Linked DNA regions of Homo sapiens: region 1 is linked to region 2. The links are chromatin contacts, found by POLR2A ChIA-PET in ENCODE. All regions are on one chromosome and are shown on one strand. Each heading gives the region's core, a stretch centred on a gene start or an enhancer-like site at or near the end of the contact. The rest is flanking DNA. Distances are from core to core; before and after follow the strand shown. Region 1 overlaps MYO9B (myosin IXB). Region 2 overlaps RAB8A (RAB8A, member RAS oncogene family).

What was found. ChIA-PET counts read pairs that join two places held with the same protein, here RNA polymerase II (POLR2A).
Region 1: POLR2A ChIA-PET joins it to region 2 with 17 read pairs in activated CD4-positive, alpha-beta T cell. The contact joins two enhancer-like sites. POLR2A ChIA-PET finds 5 or more read pairs at or near these places in 2 of 52 experiments (activated CD4-positive, alpha-beta T cell and activated CD8-positive, alpha-beta memory T cell).

What each region holds. Positions count from the first base shown.
Region 1 is chr19:17,181,171-17,186,133 of GRCh38, forward strand. MYO9B (myosin IXB) reads left to right here. Exons shown (of 40, transcript NM_004145.4): 16 at 2,659-2,698; 17 at 3,695-3,817; 18 at 4,751-4,831. Among named protein-coding and RNA genes, the nearest start is that of USE1, 32 kb to the right of the region's middle. RefSeq lists enhancers at 1-587, 3,136-3,345 and a silencer at 90-384. Within about 2 kb of position 2,542, at least 8 of the 41 ENCODE cell types and tissues checked have a DNase peak (open chromatin) inside an H3K27ac peak, as active enhancers do.
Region 2 is chr19:16,123,986-16,129,069 of GRCh38, forward strand. It overlaps RAB8A (RAB8A, member RAS oncogene family), which reads left to right. Exons shown (of 8, transcript NM_005370.5): 4 at 1,485-1,562; 5 at 3,452-3,541; 6 at 4,041-4,106. HSH2D-AS1 (HSH2D and RAB8A antisense RNA 1) reads right to left here. Exons shown (of 2, transcript NR_199156.1): 2 at 1-3,002. Among named protein-coding and RNA genes, the nearest start is that of HSH2D-AS1, 13 kb to the right of the region's middle. Within about 2 kb of position 1,507, at least 2 of the 41 ENCODE cell types and tissues checked have a DNase peak (open chromatin) inside an H3K27ac peak, as active enhancers do.

The sequences.
Region 1 (4,963 bases), core at 1,292-3,791, 1.1 Mb after region 2:
CCCCCAGCCATCACTAAATGCCAATCAATAACACCCCTGGCCTCTGTCTGCACTGTGGCCCAGGCACAGCCGGCTTCCCAGCACACGGGGCAGCTTCCCAGGAGCACTCCTTCTTCGAGGCATCTAATTTTCCACCCGCAAACGTGCCATCCTCCGTCTCCTCCCCGTGCCTATCTGGCTTGCAGAGCAAAGCTTGCTCCCGCCTTTGCCACTGTGAGTTTGCAGAGAAGCCATCTGCAGCAGGGCATGCGATTTCCCAGAGAGGGTGGCCCTGATCTCTGCAGGTGGCCACATAAGCCAGTCAGGAGAGCCCAGAAGGTGCATAAACCGGTTTGGGATCCCGACTGTTAGCACACTGTGGGATTGAGTAGTCTCTGCTTTCAGCCTGCAAATGGGGTAATGACTCTCATGCTTCCATTATGCTGACCCAGCACCAGGCAGGCAGCAGCCTCAGCTGACAAGACATCCACCTGCGGTCACCACATCTCGCCTTTTAGTGGCCATTGGGGTGTGGGCTGGCTGAGAGCAAAGCTTGCACCTGCATGGGAGCCAATGAGAGCCAGTTTCTTTCTTTCTTTCTTTCTTTCGTTCGTTCTTTATTTCGTTCTTTCGTTCTTTTTTTGAGACGGAGTTTCACTCTTGTTGCCCAGGCTGGAGTGCAATGGTATGATCTCGGCTCACTGCAACCTCTGCCTCCCGGGTTCAAGCGATTCTCCCACCTCAGCCTCCTGAGTAGCTGGGATTGCTAACACCTGCCACTACTTCCAGCTAATTTTTTGTATTTTTAGTAGAGATGGGGTTTCACCATGTTGGCCAGGCTAGTCTTGAACTCTTGACCTCAGGTGATCCGTCTGTCTTGGCCTCCCAAAGTGCTGGGATTACAGGCATGATTCACCGCCCTTTTTTTTTTTTTTCTTTTTTAAGAGATGGGGGTTTCATTCTGTTGCCCAGGCTACAGTGCAGCAGTGAAACGATCACCGCTCACGGCAGGTTCGACCTTCTGGGCTCAAGCAATCCTCCTGCCTCAACCTCCAGAGTAGCTGGAACTACAGGTGCGCATTACCACACCTGTCTAATTTTATTGTTTGTAGAGGTGGAATCTTGCTATGTTATAGCCCAGGCTGTCAGGCTGGTCTCAAACTCCTGGGCTCAAGCGATCTTCCTGCCTCAGCCTCTCAAAGCACTGGGATTACAGGCATGAGCCACCGCACCCAGTGGGAGCCTGTTTAAAACTTCTGTTCCTTTTTTTTTTGAGGCAGAGTCTCACTCTGTCGCCAGGCTGGAGTGCAGTGGCTCAATCTTGGCTCACTGCAACCTCCACCTCCCGGGTTCAAGTGATTCTCCTGCCTCAGCCTCCCAAGTAGCTGGGATTACAGGTGTGCACCACCACACCCGACTAATTTTTTTCTGTTTTTAGTAGAGATGGGGTTTCACCATGTTGGCCAGGCTGGTCTTGAACTCCTGACCTCAAATGATCCGCCCACCTCGGCCTCAAACTTTTGTCCTTGTTGTGCCTTATTTTACCCCACAGGGATTCAGGTGAAACTGAATGCAACCACGGATGGCTAGGCATCTCACAGATCTACAAGTTACCATCTCCTTAGCCGGTCTTCAAAAGGCACCAGGCCTTTTGAATAAATAAATATATTTACTTATTTATTTATTTTCCCCCTTGGTCTGCAAGATTCCATAAGGTGTCTGAGAACACAGGAGCTATCCCCTTCCTTACCTCGGCCAAAAGAGCAGCTTTGGGTTTTGGGGGGGGTTTTGAGACAGAGTCTCTCTCTGTCACCCAGGTTGGAGTGCAGTGGCACGATCTCGGCTCACTGCAACCTCCGCCTCCTGGGTTGAAGCAGTTCTCCTGCCTCAGTCTCTTGAGTAGCTGGGATTACAGGCACCCGCCACCACACCTGGCTAATTTTTGTATTTTTAGTAGAGACAGGGTTTCACCATGTTGGCCAGGCTGGCCTTGAACTCCTGACCTCAGGTGATCCGCTCACCTCAGCCTCCCAAAGTGCTGGGATTACAGGCGTGAGCCACTGCGCCTGGCCAGCTTTGGTTTTCTTCTTTCCCACCAGCATGATCCTGAAAGGAGCTCCCACCCAGGCCCCATTTTGGTTATTTTGCAGGGCAAGTCCCTGCCCTGCCAGCAGAGGGTTCCAGAAGGGCCTCTGTGGGCCTGCTTGGCATCTACCAGCACATGGCAAAGACAGCCTGGTCACCTGGTCACCACCAGGACTGCTCAGGCTCCCTCCGCCCCACTCGGCATCCTGCTGTGATCTGGGGGATATGTCAGTTCCTCCATAGCAAGCCCCGCTGGATGCACGTCCCACCCTGTAGATTCCTAGCCAGCCCCTCCTACTTCTCAGACATCCGAATGGCCCCCAGACTAAACACTTTACTCAGCTTTGGGGCAGCCACCAGCAGAGTCCGGGTGCCGCCAACCCAGGGAAACTGGTGTCCACAGACAGTGGCTGAGGCACGCCACGGTGTGCAGCGTGGAGAGGTGGCGGTGGCCTTGTTGCACTTGCGCCTTCTCACTCTCTCCCCTCTCTCTGTGTCTCTCAGTCTAACCCGCCAGGCGTGGCTTGCTGAACTAACCCAAATCCCGACACTGTGTTCCTTTTGTTCACAAAACCATTTTTAATATTTTGACAGGAAAAGTAAAGGTATCAAACAAAAGCAGATCATTCCAAAGGTAAAAAAAAAAACACACCCCGCGCGACACGTTCCAAGATATCTTGCTTCTCTGCCCGTCTTGAGAGCTTTCACTTCTGCAACTTCATTTCCTCCTCCTTCCCACTATCTCCCCCTCCCTCCAAGAAAAAAAAAATGTTCTCGTGTTGAGATGATTTAGAGCTGTCTCTTTATGGGTTTCCCAGAAGCAGGGTCTGAGATGGGGTATTTGCACACACAGCGGCTTATGGAAGAGGGCTTACGTGAGAAGGCAGAGAGAAGGGGTGAGGGAGGAAGCTAGGGGCGTAAGCATAGCTGAAGTCTGGCCTCAGCCTGGTCCCATGGGGAGCTCTAGTGGGTTCATAGCACCACAGAGCTCATCCTGCCCCAACGTAATGGGACCCTTCCGTTTAACACCCCCATCTTCAGTCCCTGGCTACTGGGCTGCTTCCAGACAGGACAGAGAACCTCCCAAGCGCTCTGTCTCGTTTCCACATACAAGTGCAGCAATTTAAGAAATTTGCAAGAAGAGTAAGAATAGCCTTGCAGTCTAGTTAGCAGATGGGAGAGGGCTAATTCCTCTTGTCAGCTGATAGAACTGGCTGACACATGATGGTGGCCTGTCCGATGAGCTCATGCGGATGGCACAGAAAGGACCTGGCCCTTCTTGACTCAAGTAATGTAAACTGTAGGAGCTATGCAGAGGAGAGGGACGGCCAGGTTCAGTAGCACTGGCTTCCTCTCTAACCCAGAGGAAGAGGAAATGGGGCAGCCACTCAGGCTGTGAAAGAGGCTGTCATCAGCCCTCCCGGAACCAGCGCTGTGTGCAAGGTGCAAACCCACCTCATTCCACTGGGCCCACATCAATAGTGTGGTCCTGAGACCAAACCTAAGAGCTGCTGCCCGGGCACTCGCTGCGGGGACGCTGTTCTGCCCTGGCTTCGGGGACACCTGTGATGCCTCCCCGTGCCCGTGTGGGCTGTGGGAGGGCAGGCCGGACCCCATGTGTCTGTCCTAGAACCTACTGGACTCCAAGTCCCTGAAACTCATCATCAGCATGACTCTGCACGACCGCACCACCAAGTCCCTACTGCACCTGCACAAGAAGAAAAAGCCACCAAGCATCAGCGCCCAGTTCCAGGTAGGTGGAGCAGGAGAGGCAGAAGGTGGCGGTCAGCTCAGCCTCAGGCTTGTGTAGCTTCACCCGACACCGAGCACAGCCCGTCTCTAGTAAAAATACAAAAATTGGCCGGGCGCGGTGGCTCAAGCCTGTAATCCCAGCACTTTGGGAGGCCGAGGCGGGCGGATCACGAGGTCAGGAGATTGAGACCATCCTTGCTAACACGGTGAAACCCCACCTCTACTAAAAATACAAAAATTAGCCGGGCGTAGTGGCGGGTGCCTGTAGTCCCAGCTACTCGGGAGGCTGAGGCAAGAGAATGGCATGAACCCGGGAGGCGGAGCTTGCAGTGAGCCGAGATGGCGCCACTGCACTCCAGCCTGGGCGACAGAGCAAGACTCCATCTCAAAAAAAAAAAAAAAAGATACAAAAATTAGCTGGGCATGGTGGGCACCTGTAATCTCAGCTCCTTGGGAGGCTGAGGCAGGAGAATTGCTTGAACCTGGGAGGCGGAGGCTGTAGTGAGCCAAGATCACGCCATTGCACTCCAGCTTGGGCAACAAGAGCAAGACTGCGTCTCAAAAAAAAAAAAACAAAACAAAACAAAAAAAACACTACATCCGTGGTCCCTTCTGAGGTTGACACATGTTTCAAATCTCCAGAAAGCGTTTGTCTGGTCCTCCCCAGCCCCAGCCTTCCACCTGAGGCAAAAACAAGCACTGGTGGCCCTGGGACCATGGGGACCACATAACTCCCTCGAGGGTTTCCAGGGATAGCGCAGGCTTGGGTCAGAACGTCCAGCTGGAACCTCCTGTGTCCCACCACCAGGGACCCACATCTGTGCAGACCCCATCCACCCCACACTGATGCTAGAGTGTCCCAGGTCTGCTCCCACAGAACAGCGGCTGTCAGGGTCCCTGATTCAACCCAAATGCTTTCTCTTTCCCTTAACAGACATCCCTTAACAAGCTCTTGGAGGCACTGGGGAAGGCGGAGCCCTTCTTTATCCGCTGCATCCGTTCCAATGCTGAAAAGGTGAGTTTCTCTAAGGTGTTTGGGAGGAGAAGGCCCATGCCGGACTCTTAGGGGTGTCGGTGTCCCTGCATCCAGCCCCAGCCTCCACGCAGTATGGGGGACGGTGCAGCAGTCCATCCAGAGGCAGCCGGG
Region 2 (5,084 bases), core at 257-2,756:
GGTTCTCCCCTCAGCTCCCTGAAATAGGTATAATCCAGGAATTTGAGTCTTAGGCACATGTCACCAACTTAGTGGTGAAGGCAGGAATCCTGGGCTTTCAGAGGGTCCAGTCCCCGGATAAAGGGCCCCACGCCCCCTGTCCCTGACCATGTCACAGTCACAGGGTGTGCCCACCGTGGATGGGGCATGGCAGACATCATGGGCCACTGCAGCCTTGAGGTTCTTCGCCATGGTTGCGGCTGACTGTGAGGCCATTATTCATGTCCCTGAATTCCCAGGAGGATTTGGGGTTGCAGTGACTTTCTTGCCCCATCTGTGTCGTTTTTGTCCCACACTCTTGCACCCACATCTGTCTCACCATTACCACATGGCCCGTGTCCTTATTCTGCAAACTTGGATGGCCCCAGACAACTTGGCCAGCAGCAGAAGTCATCAGTGCCCTCAGGTGCCACAGATGCAGGGCTGGGCCTGGGGAGCAGGTAGCGAGGAGGAAGGAAGAAATCCAGGCCTGGCCATGAGCAGGCCACGTGCCTTGGAGCCCAGGATGCCCGGCAACAAAGGGGGACTTGTGATGGCACTGCAGGCTGGCCCGCTGTGGGCACTCCACAAGGACATCGAGAACCACACAGACCGTCAGAGGGTGGCCCCCACATGTGGGTTCTGGGGCTGAAAAAGGCCCAGGGATATTGCTGAGAGGATAGGTGTCATCAGTGCTTTTGGAGTTAGCCCCCCCCCGCCCCCCGTGCTTGAATCTTAAAGGTCACGTCTCTGTGCCTCAGTTTCCCCTTGCATCGCATGGGCATGTTTGCGCTTGTCCACAGCAGTAGCGAGGCTGTGGACCCAGGCTGAGGCGGGGCTGCCCCGAAGCTCTTCCAGGACCCACGAGCCGTCTCCCAGTTGCTCACGTCTAGGTTAGGGAACTGGAAGGGCCTTGGCACTCTCGGCTCCATCTTCACACAGCCGGTTCCCTCTGTGGTGGGGTCACTGGAAGTTGTGTGGATGTCGGGTCAGGACTTCCTGGGCTCAGTTGTGCCTGGTAGGTGGCTCAGGCAGAGCGTGGGGTGAGCAAGGGGTGAAGAGGAGGCCGATTGCAGGGGAGGGTCAGCGTGAGGGGAGTGCTGCTGGCAGTGGGCCTGTGGACCGGCTCCCACCGTCAGGCTGCACCACCCCGTGGGCCATGAGGGGAGCCAGCCGGGCTTGTCAGCGAGTGCGTGGCAGGGGCTGGCCTGTGAGGCAGAAGGGTCACCTCAGCGGCCCGGGGGGCAGGACAAGGCTGGTGCCAGAACCCAGCAGAAAGAAGGGCCACAGGGATGGAGAGGAGGGGGCTGGCTTCCGGGGCTCCACAGAGGTGGGGAGGGCGGCAGCTAATGGGCCTGGCTGTGCAGTGGGTGCTGGGCTCCCCACCACTGTTCTCTGGTGCCGCTGAGGCCTCCCTTCCAGAGCCTGCAGCCGATCAGGCACCTGTGTCTTCTCTCCCCGCGCAGGGCATCATGCTGGTCTACGACATCACCAACGAGAAGTCCTTCGACAACATCCGGAACTGGATTCGCAACATTGAGGAGGTGAGGCCCTCCGGCTCCTCCCACTGTCCCTGCTTCAGTCCTTGTCCCAGAGCCCTCTGGTTTACTCATGAGAAGGCCAAGGTGCAGAGACACATACAGGCCACTTGCCCACAGCCTCCTAGTCAGGGACATGGTGGGAGCAGGGACTGAGATGCAAGCAGCCGGCCCCAGGGACCACACACTGGCCTGGCCCCACCCCGGAGCCCCTCGGAGCCCATCCCTCCAGCTAGGCTGTTGGATCTGGCCAGTGTCATGGTTATAAGAGAAAGGATATCCAAGCTTGTGGTCACCATGAGTGTTGGGTGCTTTCTAGAGAAGGAAGGGTCTAGCACAGGTGTGACCCTTGTAGTTGGAGGGTGTGGTGAGCAGGCGTCAGTTGTACTTTGAGCTATATCGGAGCAGGGTGTGACCTGGTACAAACGACCTGTGTTCAGACCTTGAACCATAGAGCAGTGAGAAGTAGGCCAACCCCTCCTCCCCTCCCAAAGCCAGCATCTTCATCTTCTGCTCCCCAAAGAGCTGACCTCACCCCCAAAGCCTTCCTGGCTGCCGGCACCTGCAGCTTTCTATAACTAACCATGTGGGGCTTCAGGTCTGAGGCACAGCCAGAGAACTTTTCCCATCTATAAAACCACAGCAAAAGGGCATATCACTGTCCACCCAGGACTCATGGACCTCCCAGGCCAGGCCGAGAGGCCACCCCATCATTTGTGAGTCATTGCACTGGGCTCACCTCCCCAGTGACCCTGAGAGGGCTGTGCTGCCAAATTTGCCAGTGCAGGGCTGCACCCCAGCTGGGAAAGCTGTCTTCATCCGTGGAGAGGAGGAGAGCCTGGTCTTTGTGAAAGGTCTCTGTTTCTGGCCAGCGGGCAGGAGCCACCTTCTGGTTCATGGGAAGTGAGGCAGGGAGTGGCGCAGTAGGTTCCAGAGACCAAGTCTGAGCTGGTGGAAGAAGACAGCAGTTTCCAGTGTCCCCGTCCTCCAGGAAGCGTGGTCCGCTCCATGGGGACCCAGGGAGACTTGACGAAGGAGCTGCCTTTGGGTATGAGGGCAGAGTTTGGGCAACATCAGACAGGGTGGTGAAGTGCCTGCAGCTGGTGACGGCCTCGAGTTGCGACCACCTCAGGCACGGCCTGTTTCTGGAGCCCAAAAATAGTTGAAATGTCAGGGCCAGGCGAGGTGGCTTATGCCTGTAATCCCAGCAGTTTGGGAGGCTGAGGCGGGCAGATCACCTGAGGTCAGAAGTTTGAGACCAGCCTAGCCAACATGGCGAAACTCTGTCTCTACTAAAAATACAAAAAATTAGCCTGGTATGGTGGCAGATGCCTGTAATCTCAGCTATTCGGGAGGTTGAGGATCGCTTGAACCTGAAGGCAGAGGTTGCAGTGAGCCGAGATCATGCCACTACACTCCAGCCTGGGAGACAGAACGAGACTCCATCTCAAAAAAAAACAAAAAAAAAAGTGTCAAAGCAGAAGGTCCCAGGACAACAGCTGGGGCCTCTTGCAGAGGAGCCAGGGAGGGAAGGAGGAAAGCCAAGGTCGGGGGGTAAATATCTCAGCCTCACTCACCTCCCATAGGCTAGACCCGCCCAGCATCCCAGGTGCGGGGGCTTGATTGATACAGCCATAGAAGCTGCCAGAAAGCATTTCAGAAAATGTGCATTTGCTCAGAGTAGCAGCTAGAACCCTGGCCCCAGCCCTGGCATTGGCTGTGTGACATGGGGCCGGCTGCTTGGCCTCTCTGAGCTTCAGCTTGTCCCTTAGACCAGGCTGTACCTAGCAGTCCTGACCCCACCGCTCTGATTTCTGGGGACAGACTGTGTGTTGGCAGAGGCACCTGGCCTGTGTCATCCGGTCTGATCCCCCGTCTGTCCCCCTCCCTCTCAGCACGCCTCTGCAGACGTCGAAAAGATGATACTCGGGAACAAGTGTGATGTGAATGACAAGAGACAAGTTTCCAAGGAACGGGGAGAAAAGGTGGGCATGGTGGCACAAGGGGCAGAGGGCCTCGGGGTCTTGGGGTTCTTGTGCAGAGGCCTTCCCCTGTCCCTCCTCTGCCCCAGGGGCCTGAGACGAGTTGGTCACCCCAGTGGGGCACGTGCCATGGGATGACAGAAGCACACACCCAGCCGGGGCTTCTTGGGTGCACTCTGCGGGCATCTCATCAAAACCTACCATGGCCCCGCTCCAGACTTTCAAGACCACAGGAGCGGGGAACAGAGCCATAGTTTGATCCCAGCAGGTCCCCGCCACCCTCCCATCTCAGCTGCCATCCCCAGCAACTCCATGCCCTGTGAGGCCCTGTGGAGGGGCATTCACTATAGAATTGAGGGAGTGATCCAGGAAGTCACGCCCACAGCCCCAGCCCTGTTGCTGCTCCCTCTTGGCGCCGGCCCTGCCTTCAGCTCCTGTTTTAGGCAAGCTCAGATGCGCCCGGCGGCTGGTGTGCTCATGCGTGTGCCTCCCTCTCTCACAGCTGGCCCTCGACTATGGAATCAAGTTCATGGAGACCAGCGCGAAGGCCAACATCAATGTGGAAAATGTGAGTCCCGGGCCCTGCTGGGAGACATGGGGCCTGCAGGATCGGCCCCTTCAGGCTAAAGGGGGAGCTGGCGTCCTCCGAGGAGGTCCTGCCAGACGGACCAGCCTCGGGCTCAGGGCTGCCAGTCAGTCCTCTGAGGGACATTTCCTGGGCAGTGCCACGTGCCAAGCACAGGCAGCCCCTGGGAATGTGCCATCAGCAGGGACAGGCACCACAAAGGGCACCTAGGACGCATCTCACGGGCTCTTGGGCAGCCCTGGGGAATAGGCACGGTTTTACAGGTGAGGAAACTAAGGCTCAGAAAGACCCAGCTCTGTGTTTACCCTCTCAGCCACACCACTCACCCTGGAGAGGCCCCTGTCAAAAAAGCCCAGACATAGCAGGGAGCCCTGATGGGACCTGGGCCCATGCCACCCTCCCCTCTCCACGGGGCGACCCCAGCCCTGCGGCCGATCCTGTGATGTTTCCCCATCCTAGTCATGTTTCCAAGGCGGATCTTCCATATCACTCCCGACCTAAAGTCTCTATGCTGACGTGAAGACAAAGGCTAGACTCCTTGCCTGGCGTGGAAGGCCCTCCCTCACCGGCTACAGCTGGTGTTTGCCACCCAGGGCTCAGGCCTTGCCCTCCCCAGGCCACCTGGGCTGCTCCCTTCTCCAATACGTCACTGCATTTCCCTCCTGTGTGCCCCTTTTTCTGCCTGCCAGGTTCCCTTTTCTAGTCAGGGCCTGGCCCTGGGGGCCTCTCCCCAAGAACACCTTCAGTCTCCCCTGGGCCTTCCTCCGCACCCCAAGCCACTCTCCTCTCCAGAACCTCCCACATCATGGGGATGTATGTTGGGATCACGCCTCCCGCCATCTCTGTATGTCCCCTCCTCAAGGCTGTGACAGCAGCTCAACCCTTGGCTGTGCTGGGAGATGAACCTGCTCCCGCTCCCAGCCCTGCCAGGCAAGGACTCCGAGTGAAGCTTGTTTGGCC